2 separate regions of the Homo sapiens genome follow, and region 2 is linked to region 1. Evidence: chromatin loops called from intact Hi-C (ENCODE). Cell type or tissue: heart left ventricle. All regions are shown on one strand.

What was found. Hi-C counts contacts between places; a loop is a spot of excess contacts. Peaks named below come from ENCODE experiments on the same cell type or tissue, not always from the same donor. Only the 100,000 strongest peaks of a DNase experiment are listed, where the experiment ranks them.
Region 2: it touches region 1 in a loop (1.8-fold over the local background); 2 of 110 quality-filtered maps call a loop at or near these places.

The regions. Positions count from the first base shown.
Region 1 is chr9:68,910,506-68,918,505 of GRCh38, reverse strand. It overlaps PIP5K1B (phosphatidylinositol-4-phosphate 5-kinase type 1 beta), which reads right to left. Exons shown (of 16, transcript NM_003558.4): 9 at 747-958. Among named protein-coding and RNA genes, the nearest start is that of PRKACG, 100 kb to the left of the region's middle. In heart left ventricle, no CTCF peak of the experiment used is centred here; no DNase peak of the experiment used is centred here.
Region 2 is chr9:68,710,148-68,718,147 of GRCh38, reverse strand. All of the region lies in intron 1 of PIP5K1B (phosphatidylinositol-4-phosphate 5-kinase type 1 beta), which reads right to left. Among named protein-coding and RNA genes, the nearest start is that of PIP5K1B, 8.9 kb to the right of the region's middle. In heart left ventricle, no CTCF peak of the experiment used is centred here; no DNase peak of the experiment used is centred here.

The DNA of each region.
Region 1 (8,000 bases):
GAGACCACATCTGTCAGGGTGCAGGACTAGAACAACAGAATCCCCTTAGGCAGACAAAAAGCTCTGAATTGCGAACATCATTCTTATTGTGTATTTGCTTAAAACATCTTTACTCAGGCTGGGTGCAGTGGCTCATACCTATAATCCCAGCACTTTGGGAAGCCAAGGCAGGTGGATCACATGAGGCCAGGAGTTTGAGACCAGCCTGGGCAACATGGTGAAACTCCATCTCTACTAAAAATACAAAAATTAGCCAGGTGTAGTGGTGCATGTTTGTAATTCCAGCTACTTTGGAGGCTGAGGCAGGAGAATCGCTTGAACCTGGGAGGTGGAGGTTGCAGTGAACTGAGATGGCACCACTGCCCTCTAGCCTGGGTGACAGAGTGAGACTCTGTCTCAAAAAAAAAAAATAAATAAATAAACAATAAAACATGTTTATTCAAATTCAAAGTCTATTCCTTCCTCTTGTGGTGAATGTTTTGAATATGTAGTTAATGGGGACAAAAACATTTTCAGCCATTGTTAAAAAAAGAAACCAAGTGGGTGAAGGAGTAATAACTGGAGAAACTGCCACTCATCTAGTTATCTTTAGATGAATAGAAATGGAGACCAGTTTAACCCATTTTAGCACCAAGTAGAAATTAATTCCTAGAGTCCCACCCTAAGGTGAATGTGACTGTCTATAATTACCCAGTGACGTGGGCTGCCACAGTCAAGAGGGTGGGTAGGTGTGTGGCTGCACTTACGTGTCTGGGTTCTCTGTGATTATCCCATCTCCAGATTTCCCTGGACCCTGGATAGATTCCATGGCTGTTGAGTAGAGAACCTTCTGCATCCCAGTCCGCTTAGCATCAGGCACATTTTGTGGGGTCTCCTCCTCTTTCTCTTTGAGGGAATGGTCCAGGAAATGAATTCCCAACAGAAGGCTATAATCCATGATCTTGAAGCTTTCTAGCACCTGAATGAGAAAAAGAACCAGGAAGCCAGTCAACCCAAAGGCCTGTTCGTCTCATCTACTCATTATCAGAGAGCTCTAGATATACAGACACACAGCTCCTGTTATTCCTCCCAGCGGGGTGGCTGAGAGATGAAGAATCAAAATAAAAACACTTGAGGTTATTATTAGGCCACATGCAGGAAGGATTATCACAATGGCTCCAAGATGGGAATTTTATGCAAATCTGAAACAAGCACATGTTTTCTCAACCCTCCATGAAAGTTTCACTAATAGCACGGATTGAGTACTTTCCATGTGCCAGTGCTAGGAAGCTCATTTGCATTCAATCTCAACAACTCTATAAGCTAGGTACTACTATTGTCTATTTTACAGATGAAAAACTGGAGGCACAGAGAGATAAGGTAATCTGCTCAATATCACACAGCACATAAGTGACAGAGACCCAAGCAGTCAACTCCGGTGTCCACACTCTTAAGCAGTAGAGCAGAGAAACCAACAACCAATAGTCTCTACAAGCTTGTAAGTTTGTACGCTTGTATCTTCCTCAGCATGAAGACACAGCTAGAATGTATCTTTTCTAGCTGAATGTATCTTTTCTATGTCTGAATTCTGTTCTCATAAACTTCTTGGAAGTTAGTGGTCTTCTTCTCAAAACCTCTTTTTTTTTTTTATTTTTGAGACAGAGTCTCGCCCTGTCGCCCAGGCTGGAGTGCACTAGCGCAATCTCAGCTCACTGCAACCTCTGCCTCCCGGGTTCAAACGATTCTACTGCCTCAGCCTCCCAAGTAGCTGGTATTACAGGTGCCCGCCACCACACCCAGCTAATTTTTGTATTTTTAGTAGAGACAGGGTTTCACCATGTTGGCCAGGCTGGTCTCGAACCCATGACCCCATGATCTGCCTGCCTCGGCCTCCCAAAGTGCTGGGATTACAGGTGTGAGCCACCGCACCCAGCCCTCAAAGTCTGTCTTTCGAAGGTGCCGTTCAGTTCCCTGTAGCAAGTCCTTTAAAAATATAATCTCAACAAAGCATAGTACTTCATGTTTAATTATCCACTCAGCAGACAGTGGGGAGGCAAGGGAATTAAAAATAGTTGGATGCAGCCAGACAAAAGAGATGGCAATGCTCTGAAAAGAAAATGACAGGAGACAAAGGTCTGGGTCCGAGTCTGTTGAGATGGCTTCAGGGTATAGGTGGGGCTTTGACACTCAGGACCTTTTCAGACGGAAGAGCAGTGTTCAGGAAGAATGCCTGCAAACTGGGTGTTTTCCTCTATGATAAAGTTCTTTTTCTACTAGTCTGTATATGATTCTCCCCTACAACAGACTTCTTAATACCTGGTATTTCTCACACAAAGCTGCTCAGAAAAGCAAGACAACCCTGGTTGTCAGAACGGCTGTCTCTGAACCAACATGAGAAGCTGTTCCTATACTTTAGCTAGGAAACACCCTGAAGGATCATAGCCTATAGATAATTGTTTAGGGATAAAATAATCCAGAATTTCTTGTGCTTCTTGTTCTTGTTCAGCCCAACTGCCTTTTGATATTTATGATATAGTAAAGAGGGGATCAGGCCTGAAGATTCAGTTACCTGTGGCTGCCACTTCATGGATGCCACCTGAGAAAAGGCTTTGTGAAGTATGGCATATGGCCTTCAAGAAATAGGTTATTCTGTATTACAGGCATCTTTGCCATCAATGAGAACTGAGAGTGGGCTGCAAATGGGTATCAATTATTCCAGAGGGTTCACACTTCATCTTTCAAAAAGTCAAGTTCAGAAGGGAGTCAGGCAGGAGCTCAGAGTAGAATCTTATCACTTAAGAGGTTTGGGCTGTGGGATTTCCTAACCCAAGTGATCTAAGAATGGCTTGATAACAATGTGGAACCAGCCTTCCTAATGGAAGGAGGAGTGATGTCAAGTTGGAGGAGGAAGGGAGGGGTGATAGGAAATCCTTCTTACCACTGATCCAATGCTTGAGTACCAGACCCTTTGGCTGGTTCTCCATGGAGGTGTTATCAGTGCCTCACTGCACCATACAGTAGCACAGACCATGGGAGAAAGAAAGACTGTTTTATGTCAGAAGCACCAAGGGCCAGACTCTTAAAAGAAAACACTAACAGATATTAGATGCTTTCTTCAGACAGAAACAAGTGGTAGAAGGGCCTTAACCTTTCTAATTCTCAACCATACTGAAATGATGGCTTGGCAACAGTACCCCCCGAGACAGCTTCAACAACTCTTCACAATGAATGACCATTTGCAGATGCTAACTTCCCTACTCATATTTATCAGTGCTAGCGCTTCCTTTCTCGGAGAGACTTGGATAAGGACATGGGGGATGAGGGATGAAGAGCATGGACTCTGTGACCTTAGGCAGGTCACATCATCTCCTTGTGTCTCAGTTTCCTCATCTGTAAAATGCTGACACTATTACATATCATATAGGGTGCTTGTAAAAATTAAATGTGACAATGCAAGTCAAGTGCTTAGAAAAGTCTCTAGCATAAAGTGCTTAATTAATTGCTAGCTCTTATCACTATGATTATAATTCACGGTGACTCATCCCTCACACTAGCTCAAGAGACAACAGGTGTTCGCTTGAAGTAAACATTCCTAGAATTACACTTCTGAAAACAAATGTCACTAAATTAGCCAACAAAAATAGAACTGTATTGCTGGCCTGCTTACCAGTGTCATTCTGGCAAATCCTAATTCCTTTAGAAGCTCTGGGTTTGTGGATACCAAGGGGTATGGCCTGGATGGCTGACAACACAGGAATTTTCTCTTGTCTTTTTCTTTTTATTTATTTATTTATTTGTTTATTTTTTTTATTGAGATGGAGTCTTGCTCTGTTGCCCAGGCTGGAGTGCAGTGGTGCAATCTCGGCTCACTGCAAGCTCCACCTCCCGGGTTCACACCATTCTCCTGCCTCAGCCTCCCGAGTAGCTGGGACTACAGGCGCCTGCCACCACGCCTTGCTAATTTTTTGTATTTTTAGTAGAGACGGGGTTTCACCATGTTAGCCAGGAAGGTCTCAATCTCCCGACCTCGTGATCTGCCCGCCTCAGCCTCCCAAAGTGCTGGGATTACAGGCGTGAGCCACTGTGCCTGGCCAGGAATTTTCAATTGGCAAAAACACAGTCTTCTGCCCTGCACAGCCCAAAGCATCCTCCAAAGCAGTAAGCTGGCTTCAAAAGCAGGTCCTAAGAAGACTCTGACAATACTGTGGATGTTCCCAAAAGGCACCCAGAATCATTTACTCAAGTTAGGAGTGGTCAAGCTTAAAAACATTCCGGACACCATGATTTTCCTCCACAGAGTATCCATGAATGAATTCTGCTTGTTAAAAACCTTTGTTTTTTTTAAAAAAATGCTTTTTTTATATTGTCATGCAATATTCAACCTCTGCAAAGCATTTTCCTCAGCAAAGCATCCATGAATTAATTGTTAAGAAGATTTTTTTAAAAATGAAATACTTTTTCTTATATTTTTCCTGCAATATTCAACCTGAACCATGTGTTTTGTACTTGCAGTCTTTTTTCCCGGCCCATGAACAGGCCTAAGAGAACTGTGCAATTTTACAGGTGAGACAAAGTCAGGCTGTGTGGTCCAAACTGAACTATTGGATAAAGTAAGACACTATCCTGATCCTGTAAGGGGTCCGATTTTTTTTTTTAAAGAATAAATTCCAAGAGAGAATTAACTTTTGAAAAAGTGATAAAAAATATTAAAAAGAGCTTCATCTCCTCTGTACTCTTCTTTTGGATTGCCAGCATCTGGGAAGGGTGCTGAGTTGTCCTCGTGAGGCCAAGACCCCTACTTTCAGTGTGGAAGGCTTAAAAAAAGAAATTCTATCCCCATATGTGGAAAGCTGGCCATTGCAGTTAGAGTTTGGGTTGGGAAAAATCACCATCGATTAAGAAATCTGAAGGAACAAAAAGAGAAATGTATATGCATATATTTTAAAACAAATTAAAAGGCTTCTGTAATGAGAAACTCTGGGAACAGATTTTAGTCACGTACTTTTAAGATTTGCATCAATTAGGAACAAAATAGTTCCGTTACTCATATCATCCCAGTCCTTTAATTAAAAGAATTGATAAATCTGCCAACAACTTAACATGTGTGAGCTTTAAGAGTTAGCAACATTCTGCAACATGACAGACACCAGTTAGTCCAGTTCATCACTCAGGTGCACATTTCCAGAATGTCTGCCTGACCTTACTGTTGCTAGTATATTCTGTACCTGTGCATTTACTATTCAAAACTCAGGTTACAATGCAAATACAGGTGCCTTTCCGTCTAGCTCTGGCAGGACTTTACTTCCCTACTTGTAAAAAAAGGAAACAGGAATGATTCACAGAACTATTTAAAACTGAAAGCAAGTTGGAATACTGCAAGGCTTTCTATTGCCAAAGTCAGATTCTTTCTTCCTTCTCTCTCAAGGACTAATTTAAGTCAATAACAACATTGGAATGTAGTAAAAAAGTCAATGTCAAAGTCAATGTCAAAGCAGCTGCTAGAGTACCCTGAAGACACAATCAAAAACTACCTGTTCTTGAAATGAGAGCATATTCCTCAGGTTTTCATGACTGGTGATGCATGAGTGTTCCTGTAACTTCTGTAGATTTGGGGACCTAATGTGGAAATATCCTAACTCAGAATCATAGGCATTGCCATCCTCTCTTCATGACTAAAGGCTACAAAGAGCAGCTGGTCCTCCTTTTGCTTTTACATCTTTAACACCACATCACACTGCAAACTATCTTCTGTCTTACTGCTAGCAGGAGCTGGTGTGGCTGCAGGGTGGTTCAGTCTCCTTGCTCTGGAACCAGATGGCCTGGTTTGACTCATGGCTCCCCCACTTGCTTGTTTTTGGGCAAAGTATTTAACATTTCTGGTATCTATTCTCACCTGTATTATCTCTATAATAGGGATTCCTACCAAATAATTCCTACCAAAGTTACTGTGAAGATTAACTGAGTTAATCCGTGCCAAGTCTTAGGCACACAAAAAGCACTCAATTAATGTCAGCTATTCATGTTATTCCTCCACCTGCAGAATCGATCCCTATGACCAGCCCACCTTGAATCTCCCCTCTCCCTTAGCTATTGTGCCCTGGCTTCTCTTGGTTCTTTGTCTATTTGACTTTTCCACTTTTTCTTCCTGTGCCCTAAAGATGTTCACCCAAAGCTCTCTGTTTTTTCTACTTTCTAGTACTTACATTCATTGACTCTTTTGTTGGAAAAAAAAATGTTTGAGTGCCACGCACTGTGGAAGTTGATGGATCTTCAGGGATAAAACAACAGATAATTATTCCATACTCAACATTAAACAAGCCCGAATTACACATTGTAATAAGGCCTGGAGGGAAAAATCAGAGAGCTGTGGGAAGATCCCACAGGAAGTACCTACTTTCGACTGGGGGGTATTTCAGCAGTCCAGGTAAGAGAGGGTAATACTTGAATGAGTAGGGGCAGCTGGGGAGCTCGAGGGAGAAGTGGATAGATTTGAGATCTTCTTAAAGGTAGATTCCAATTACCATCTTTCTACAGAAAATTCCTAAATTGTTGCATTTAATCTGACTTCATTCCTAAGCTGCAGCCCAATATATTTCCTTCAGAACATCTCTAAACTTCTTTTTTAAATTAAAAAAATATTTTTTTGAAACAGAGTCTCACTCCATCACCCAGGCTGGAGGCAGTGGTGCAAACATGACTCACTGCAGCCTTGACCTTTTGGGCTCAAGTGATCCTCTCATCTCAGCCTCCCGAGTGGCTGGAACTACAGGCACATGCCACCACACCTGACTAATTTTTTGTGGAGATGGGGTTTTGCCTTGCTGCCCAGGCTGGTCTTGAACTCCTGGGCTCAAGCGATCCAACCACCTCGGCCTCCTAAAGTGCTGGGATTACAGGCATGAGCCACCATGACCATCTAAATGTCTACACATGGCCATGCTATAACCCTAAATTCTTACCTCACTCCAAAGCAGTTCTTTTTCCTCACTTCCCTCTTTTATTTGAAATCATTCTAATGCGATTTCATACTTCATGGCTACTTTTCCTTCACTGAGTCACCCAATCCTGCAGCTTCTATTATCAAAACGTTCCTTCTCTCTAATGATAATGAATTAATTTCAGTTTCCCATTCTTTTTTTTTTTTTTTTTATTTGAGATGGAGTTTTGCTCTTGTTGCCCAGGCTGGAGTGCAATGGCATGTTCTCGGCTCACTGCAACCTCCGCTTCCCGGGTTCAAGCAATGTTCCTGCCTCAGCCTCCCAAGTAGCTGGGATTACAGGCGTGTGCCGCCATGACCAGTTAATTTTGTATTTTTAATAGAGACAAGGTTTCTCCATGTTGGTCAGGCTGGTCTCGAACTCCTGACCTCAAGTGATCCACCTACCTCAGCCTCCCAAAGTGCTGGGATTACAGGCGTGAGCCACCATGCCTGGCCCAGTTTCCCATTCTTTCCTCACAAACCCATTCCTGACATCTGTGCTTGACCAGGTCACATCACATCCCTACTCAAAGCCTTCAGTCTCTCACCACTGCTTGGTGCCAGTGCTTCAATTTGACATAGAAAGTCCTCACTAATATGGCCCTAGCCAATGTCTTTTTGTTACTTAATGCCTGGCTAGAGACATTTGCCAGGCTAGTCTAACTGGAGCTCTTTACCCCTGAATGTGCTCTGAAGATGTAAACTCTGATGCTTCTGCTCATGTCGTTTCTTCTAGATGGTCCTTACCATCTTTTCAAATCCTACTGTTTTTTCAAAGCCTGTCCCCACTCCATGCAAATTTACTAATGATTTCAACAAACTATTGGGATATGTCTCCCCTCTGAAGACCCAAGCACATTATTAGTGTCCCTCTGTCATATAAAATTCTACCTCAGGTTACACCTATATTCTTTGTATCATACACACAAGACTTCATTTCTCAACAAAGACTGGTTTGACTTAGTGCATTTTGCTGTGTGCTCTGAACACAGTAGGAATGAATATTTGTTATACTGCTTTCCACATGTATAAGTAAGTGAAA
Region 2 (8,000 bases), 200 kb after region 1:
TTTTAAACTCACAACTTTCTGTGGTTTCATAGGAGTGGACAGAGCACTATATGTGGAGTCCTGTCAGCTCCTCAGTAAATGCACACCTCTAGGCTGACACACATCATAGGCAGTGCCAGGGGGATGGCAGATTGCACTCATGCTTTCTAAATAAATTGCAGGTCTCTGCCCTTCAGTAGGGAGTAAAGTCAATTCAGTGGCTCATGACCAGTGTATGGTGGAAGTTGGAGTTGGGAGGGAACACAACAGAAAATAACAGAGGACATTTCATGTGGTATGGCTAAGTACTGTTTCATGAAACCTTTATTTCTGTTATATGTATTATTTATATCTCTACGTATATACTAGGTTTCAACACAGGATGTGTTTCTTATAGCACACTGACTGGGCTACAAAGGACTATCCAAGGTACTGAATGTATCCCCCTCAAAATTCATATCAAAATCCTAACCCCAAGATGATGGTATTAGGAGGTGATTAGGTCATAGGGTGGGATTCGGGCTCTTATAAAGGAGATCCCAGAAAGCTCTTTCTCCCTCTTTCTGTCACATGAGGGTACTAGAAGAAGTTTGCCATCTGTAAGCTGGAAGAGAGCCCTCTCCAGAACCTGATCATGCTGGCACCTGATCTTGGACTCTTAGCCTCCAGAACTATGAGAAATAAACTGTTTTTGTTTATGAACCACCCAGTTTTTGACACTTTGTTATGACAGCCTGAACCACCTAAGACAAGTTGGTATTTTTCTCTTATTTACAGTTCAAATTTGACTAACTGGAAAAGCTATGTGCAAAGATTAAATGCAAGCTTGGGTTATGCCAACTTATATTAACCAGTTTTTATAGGATGCTACCGTCCAGTCTCTTATTCTATTCTAAAAATACCTGGATCATAAAAGAGAATCTTTTTTTCAGATTTTAGATTCAGGGGTTACACATGCAGGTTTGTTACCTGGATATATTGCATGATGTTGAGGATTGGGCTTCAATTGAACCCATCACCCAAGTAGTGAACACAGTACCTGACAGGTAGTTTTTCAACCCTTACCTCCCTCCTTCCCTGTCCCCTTTGGAGCTCCCAGTATCTACTGTTCCCAATTTTATGTCCATGTGTACCCAATGGTTAGCTCACACTTATAAGTGAGAACACGCGGTATTTGGTTGCTTCTGTGTTAATTTGCTTAGGATAACGGCCTCCAGGTGCATCCATTATGCTACAGAACATGATTTTGTTCTTTCTTATGGCTGCATAATATTCCATGGTGTATATATACCACATTTTCTTCATCCAATCCATCATTGATGGTCACCTAGGTTGATTCCTTGTCTTTGCTATTATGAATAGCGCTGCAATGAACGTGTGAGTGCAGGTGTCTTTCTGATAAAACAATTTATTTTCCTTTGGGTATATATCCAGTAATGGGATTGCTGGGTTGAATGATAATTCTATTTTCAGTTCTTTGAGAAATCTCCAAGATTTCTCACTGTTTTCCACAGTGGCTGAACAAATTTGCAAACCAAGCAATCGTGCATAAGCGCTCCCTTTTCTCTGAACCTTGCCAGCCTATGTTATTTTTTGACTTTCTAATCATAGCCATTCTGACTGGTATGAGATGGTATCTCATTGTGGTTTTGATTTGCACTTCTCTGGTGATTAGTGATGATAAGCATTTTTTCATGTTTCTTGGGCACTTCTATGTCTTCAAGGAGAATGCTTTAGCCTCCAACTAACTTCTTCCTTAACAACTGCTTCCCTCTTAAATAATTAGGTTCTATTAGCTTTTATATTTAGAATAAATGTTATATTCTGTGATGGGAGAGATCAGACAAACCTATTTAAGTCAAGTTATATGTTATGGCATCCCTTTTAAGTTGAAGCCATATAGTTCTCCATAGATGTGCAGAGCAAGTCAGATGTAACTGGCTGTATCCTTGAAGACAGGAATTCTTTTCAGGACAACCCCCTTTCAACTGCATGTCCATATTCTTTCCTCTAAATAATCATTCCCATTCCTTCACATCTCTTGCTCTGCTTTCCTTCCTTTTACTTTTACAATTCTAATTTTTAAAATAAGTAATCCACACATATGGGTCCAAATTCAGAGGTACAAATAAATATGGGATGAAAATTCCCCTCCCATCCATGCCCCTCAGCTAGCCAATTCACCTCCCCAGAGGCAAACAAAGACACTAGTATCTCAGGTATTCTTCCAGAAATATTTTATATCATGCCTTTGGGGCAACCTTCCTTGGGGATAATACCTGCAGCTACCATTATAGAAATGCGGCTCATGACAGGTGAAATTAGGCAGTGGTAATGAAAGTTGAAGATCAAGTTCATGGACAGGATCGGCAATATGAAGTGGTTCATTCATGATCTCTGTGCATTTCCTTTCTTTAGTGGGAATTTACGAAAAGGATTTTTTTAAGGTAGAAGTATTGGTATTCATTTACTTATTCACTCAAGACAATTCTACATGTGCCGACACTATGGGGATGCAATGGGCCCTGATGATTAGCAGCTGGTGGGGGCGAGGAAACTAGTCAAATAATCATACTGTTGAAGCCCTCCTGGAGAGGGAACCACTGGTCCTGTCCTAGACTGGGGATGGGTGGCCAAGGCCTCCTTTCAAAAGTAACCTTAGAATTGACCTGAAGCGTGGTCGACCGATGCTGAGAACATTCCAAAGGGGGCAACGAGAGTGCTGCACAGAGGGTGTGAAGCTGGCAGTTGCAAGTGTGGCTCAGAAACAGCAAGGGGCAGAGTGGTGGATCTGAGACTGGAGTGGCAGCAGGACCAGGACCGTGCAGGGCTCTGGAACCATGTCAATGACCCACATCTTCACTCCAGGCACAAAGGGAGGCCATTGAAGAGTCTGGGGCAGATCCCTGTGCTTCTCTCTGTCCAGCACCCCCAGCCCCAGGCCCCACTCCTTGGTCAGGAAGTTTTTCCTGCACCCATGTCAACTGGTTCCTGTTATGAGGAAATACAGAGAGAATGATTTTGAGTCATGTTTCTTTATCTATCCTGCCAGTTATGCAAAGCAACCCAGGCCTTTTCCTCAAAGCTGCCAGGATAAGCCACAGTCAACAGTCAGAGACAGGTGCCTTTTGGGAGAGGCTTAGATTTTATTCCTAGACCACAGGTGGTGAATTTCTCTGCTATGGTGGCCACAAATGTGATATTGCAGGGTCCTGGGGGAACTCAGGGGCAGAGTATAAGCAACTGTGGAAGTAGAGCAGTCTTTGGTTCTTTGTTGGAGTGAGTGGAGTGCACCTTGGGAACTGCCGGAGAACTCTTAAGAACTTGGTATTTGCGGTAGGGTTGGGCAAGTCCCTAGAGCTACACTGGAGTTTCCATCCTGTTCCTTTAAAAGTAGTTGACTGTAGTTATGAACCTGCCTCTGACTGGACTCCAGGAGAGCAAAAACATCAGGGTAGAAAGCTACTTGGAAAAACAAGTCCTCAGAGGCTGTCCAAGAGCTCAAAAGGCCACTGAGGTGGAGAGCCCTGGGGTCAGAATTTGTGTGCTTCCGTGAGGGTTTGGCAGGGTACAGGAAGCAGAGATCTGGCCAGCAGAGCCTCAGGTGCCCTCCAACCATCACAAGTGCCCTGGTTACAATATGGGTAATGGATTCTAGGAGACCCAGAGTGGACTCAGGATACCAGAGAGGTTCTGGCTCAGTCCTGCAGAGAGACAAGAAGTTGGGCTAGGATAGAATCCGCACAAATGATGAGAAGCAGATGGAATGGGAAAGATATTCAGGAAGCAAAATCAATAGACATTGGTGATGGATTAGATGTGGTGTGTGCAGAGGGTGGAGCCAAGGATGGCTCCCAAGTTTCTGATCGTGCTACTTGGTGACTAGCGGTGCCCACCACAGAGCTGGGAACCTTGCAGGAGTATCAGATGTGGAGAAAACAGATCATGATTCTGGTTTTGAACATGTAGAATTTGAGGTGCCTTTGGGATATCCAAGCGCAATGTCAATTATGCAAACTAGAGTTCAGAGAAAGACTTAGTTTGGAGATATAAATTTTAGATTCGCTTATGTTCTCCTTTTTAAAACTCTTATTTCAAAACTGTACTTTGAGGTGCTACACCATGAAACAGAGAAAAAGAGTATGGGCTTCATAGTCAGAAAAGCCAGGGCTAGAACCTTTGTGCCATCCCTTACTGGTTCTGTGCTCTGGTACAAGTTACTACTAACCTGACTAGGTTTCCCTTTCCTTCTCTTCAGTGAAGAAATGCTGCAGCTTGGAAGCACATGGTGATGAAAAGAAACAGCACTTGAGGAGTGCCTGGAACAGAGTAAGCTCTCAGCACAGTCAGCCTCCTTGACAGCCAGGACCATGTTTATATTAACACTTTCTGTATACCCCATAATACCCATCACTTGGCAGGCTCTGTGACTACCAAAAGCTTTTTTATATTGTATCTAAAGTCCTAGATACCCAATCTATTCACAATACTTTGCTCTCCTGTGATCCGCACAGTTCTGAGAAAAGCCAAGACTGGCAGAGGGAGAATTTTTCATTTCTCCCCTCATATTTCTGAAGGAGCAGGCAGATAGCACTCCCTCAACACATCCTGGGTTTACCTGGGAATACTGAACACTTCAGGAGGCTTATACTTGGAGCAACAGATTTACTATGTACTGGCAATATTGGGTATGCAGCAGAATCACCCGAAGGCCTGTCCTCCATCCATAGAGTTCATCTGCATTTCTTTTCTTTCTTTTCTTTTCTTTTGAGTCGGAGTTTCACTCTTGTCACCCAGGCTGGAGTGCAATGGTGCGATCTTGGCTCATTGCAACCTCTGCATCCCGGGTTCAAGCGATTCTCCTGCCTCAGCCTCCCAAGTAGCTGGGATTACAGGCACCTGCCACCATGCCCAGCTAATTTTTGTATTTTTGGTAGAGATGTGGTTTCACCATGTTGGCCAGGCTGGTCTCAAACCCCTGACCTCAGGTGATCCACCTGCTTCGGGCTCCCAAGGTGCTGGGATTATAGTTGTGAGCCACCGCGCCTGGCCTCATCTGCATTTCTAACAAATTCTCAGGTAGTGATGACTCTGTTGGTCTAAGGACTGCACTTTCAGAGTCACTGCCCTGGCTTCTTCCATGGTATTGGGACTGTTGATGTAGCTGATGTTCAAATAAATACCAGCTCAAATACCACCTTTATGTGAGGCATCATAGGAATTGCCTTGTATATGAACACCAAAGTGTCTTAATTAGGAATGAATATGTTTATGATTTAGGTACATTTAGAGCCCATTTTAACAGTGTAGCAACGTTTTGTTTTGTGCTTGATAATTTCCTCTTCTTTGTTCACTACTATTCATTTCTAAGTAAATGGAAGAAATCAGTCTTTAAATAGAGACAGTGTTTTCTTAATAATCATGCCAGAATTTATCATCTAAACAAGTGGTTTTCTCATCCTAAAGGGTTCGGTCATCATTGTAAAGGAGCTGCCATAGCTAACACGTAAGCACTGTCCTCTCAGTCTGATTCAGCTTGAGTAACCTAAATGATGGCCCACTTCATCTTGACAGGATGGATGGGGCTTATTCATGTATTCATTTAAATATTTACTGAGGACCTACCATGTGCCAAACACTAGAAAAACAGTGTTATGAACCATGGCCTCTGCCCTCAAAGAGTTTATAATCTTGGGTTGAATGTGAGTTTGGACACAGGGAAACAAGTGAAATACATAAATGAATAAGTATCCGTGTTAATCTGTTTTTGCATTGCCATAAAGGAATACCTAAGGCTGCATAATTCATAAAGAAAAGAGGTTTTATTTTGGCTCACAGTTCTGCAAGCCGTACATAAGGCACAGTGCCAGCATCTGCTTCTGGTGAGAGAGGGCCCCAGGAAGCTTACAGTCATGGCGGAAGGTGAAGGGGGAGTCCATGTAAAAGAGGGAGCAAGGGAGGGGTAGGAGATGCCACACGCTTTGAAACAACCAGATCTCATGTAAACTCATAGAGCAAGAGCTCACTCATTACCATGGGGAGTGTACTAAGCCATTCATGAGGGATCCATCCATATGACTCAAATTCTTCCCATCAGGCCCCACCTCTAGCATGGGGAATCACATTTCAACCTGAGATTTGGAAGGGACAAACGTCAAAACTGTATCAGTATCCCTGTGACAAGTGAACAAAACATATGGAGAAGGTCTCCTTTAGGTTGGAAGAACAGAAAAGTCGCCAGGAGGAGGTGATATTTAAGCTGATTAACTTAGAGAAGCTTAAAGTCCATTCTTGTCTCTGTACCCTGAACCAAACTCACTATTAAGCCACTCTGGGCATTTGAGAACTACGCTTACTGAATACTTTCAAATAAAAACAGAATATATTTAGTATTTATTTTTCTCCTAAAGAAGATAAATAATGCAAAATTATTCCTAGGCATTTTGGTTAAAAAAGTTGTAGTCTAGTGAATAAATATAATTTATGATTTAAAAAAAGGACTACTATAAACTATCAACATTAGCATCTATCAGACTGCCTAATATTTCTAAAATGGTTCGAAAAATAATAGAATCATTAGAATAATTATGGAACATCCCAAGATTTTGAAGAGTGATATTCATTTGGATATATAAATTGTTCAGTAAACACTCATTAAATCCTCACCACCTGCCAGACACAGTGCCAAGTTCCAAGAATACAAATATAAATAAAACATGATGCTTAACCTTTTCCATTGTCAAATATTTGCTGAACACCTATGATGTGCTTACTACTCCCTCAAGGAGGTCGTTGCATTGCTTTTTAATTGTTGTTGCTGTTTTGTTTCCTTACTTTATTACCAAACATATGATCAAGTGATCCAGAGAGCACAATGATGGGCATGGTTTAAAAAAGAAAGAAAAAAAGTGTATATTAAATTAAAAGCCCACTATGAAACATGTCGAATCCACTGCATGTCTTAAGTCTGTCTACGAAGCAAGGAAAGCACATTTTTATGGCTCGCTCTAATTTTATCCTCCCCCACAAACCCCTTGCTCAGCATGACTGAATGGTGAAGGCTTAAATATCACCTTTTCTCTTACAAACTGAATGAACTTTCTGCAGTCCTGTCTGAACTTTAGTTCCAATTCAAGATAATTATAATCTCTGGACCCCTAGTACTTACAATTCCAATCCTTGCCTGAACTTCCACTGAAAGACATACACACCCATTTTAAAACCAGGAGCAATACCAAACCCTCAATGCTTTATATTTCATTGCAATTTCACAATTGATTTTCTAAAAACATTAGAGAAAATGAGTCTCAAGAACTTACTGTGCATCCATCATGTAAATTACCCAAACATGTTACATATTCATTGTTTATTGAGTCCCATAAACAATACAGAAGACTTCCTACAAGAACACACACTTCATGTTGTTTATTCCAGTGCTAGTTTGTTTTAACTTAAAATGATAATACCAAGGCACTGTCAGCTTACTGAACATGCAACCTTGTCCCAATCACTCTGTTTCAAATCTTTCCAAGAGTAATCTAGTTTGGGCAGGATTCCTGTGTTTTCCTGTGTGATTATCTCCTTTATATACCTCTGATGAAGCGATACAGAAGTAAATACAATTGAGAATAGAATGTACAAAAGCAAGCCTGTTTTCCCTGACCTAATCTTATATATGAAAAGGAACCTGACTGAATACAATTCTCTGTCAATAGCAGCTGATTGTTTACGACACAGTACCCCAAAAATTTCATCATAAATTAAGTTTAAAGTTGATTTTTAAAAAGAAAAAAAATAAAACAGAAGCCTAGGTTTCCTCCCACCCCAGTTCTCTGGCACTCAGCAAAAAGTAACACATCCTGCTCTATTGATAAGACCACAAATGAACAGTAGAGCTACATAATGTACAGTTCTAACTGGCCAGCTTCTAAAAAAAAATGAAGGATTCCTTCCAACTCCCATTAATGCACTTGATACAAAGAGAACATGTTTCAGCAACAAATACATTTAGGACTTGATGT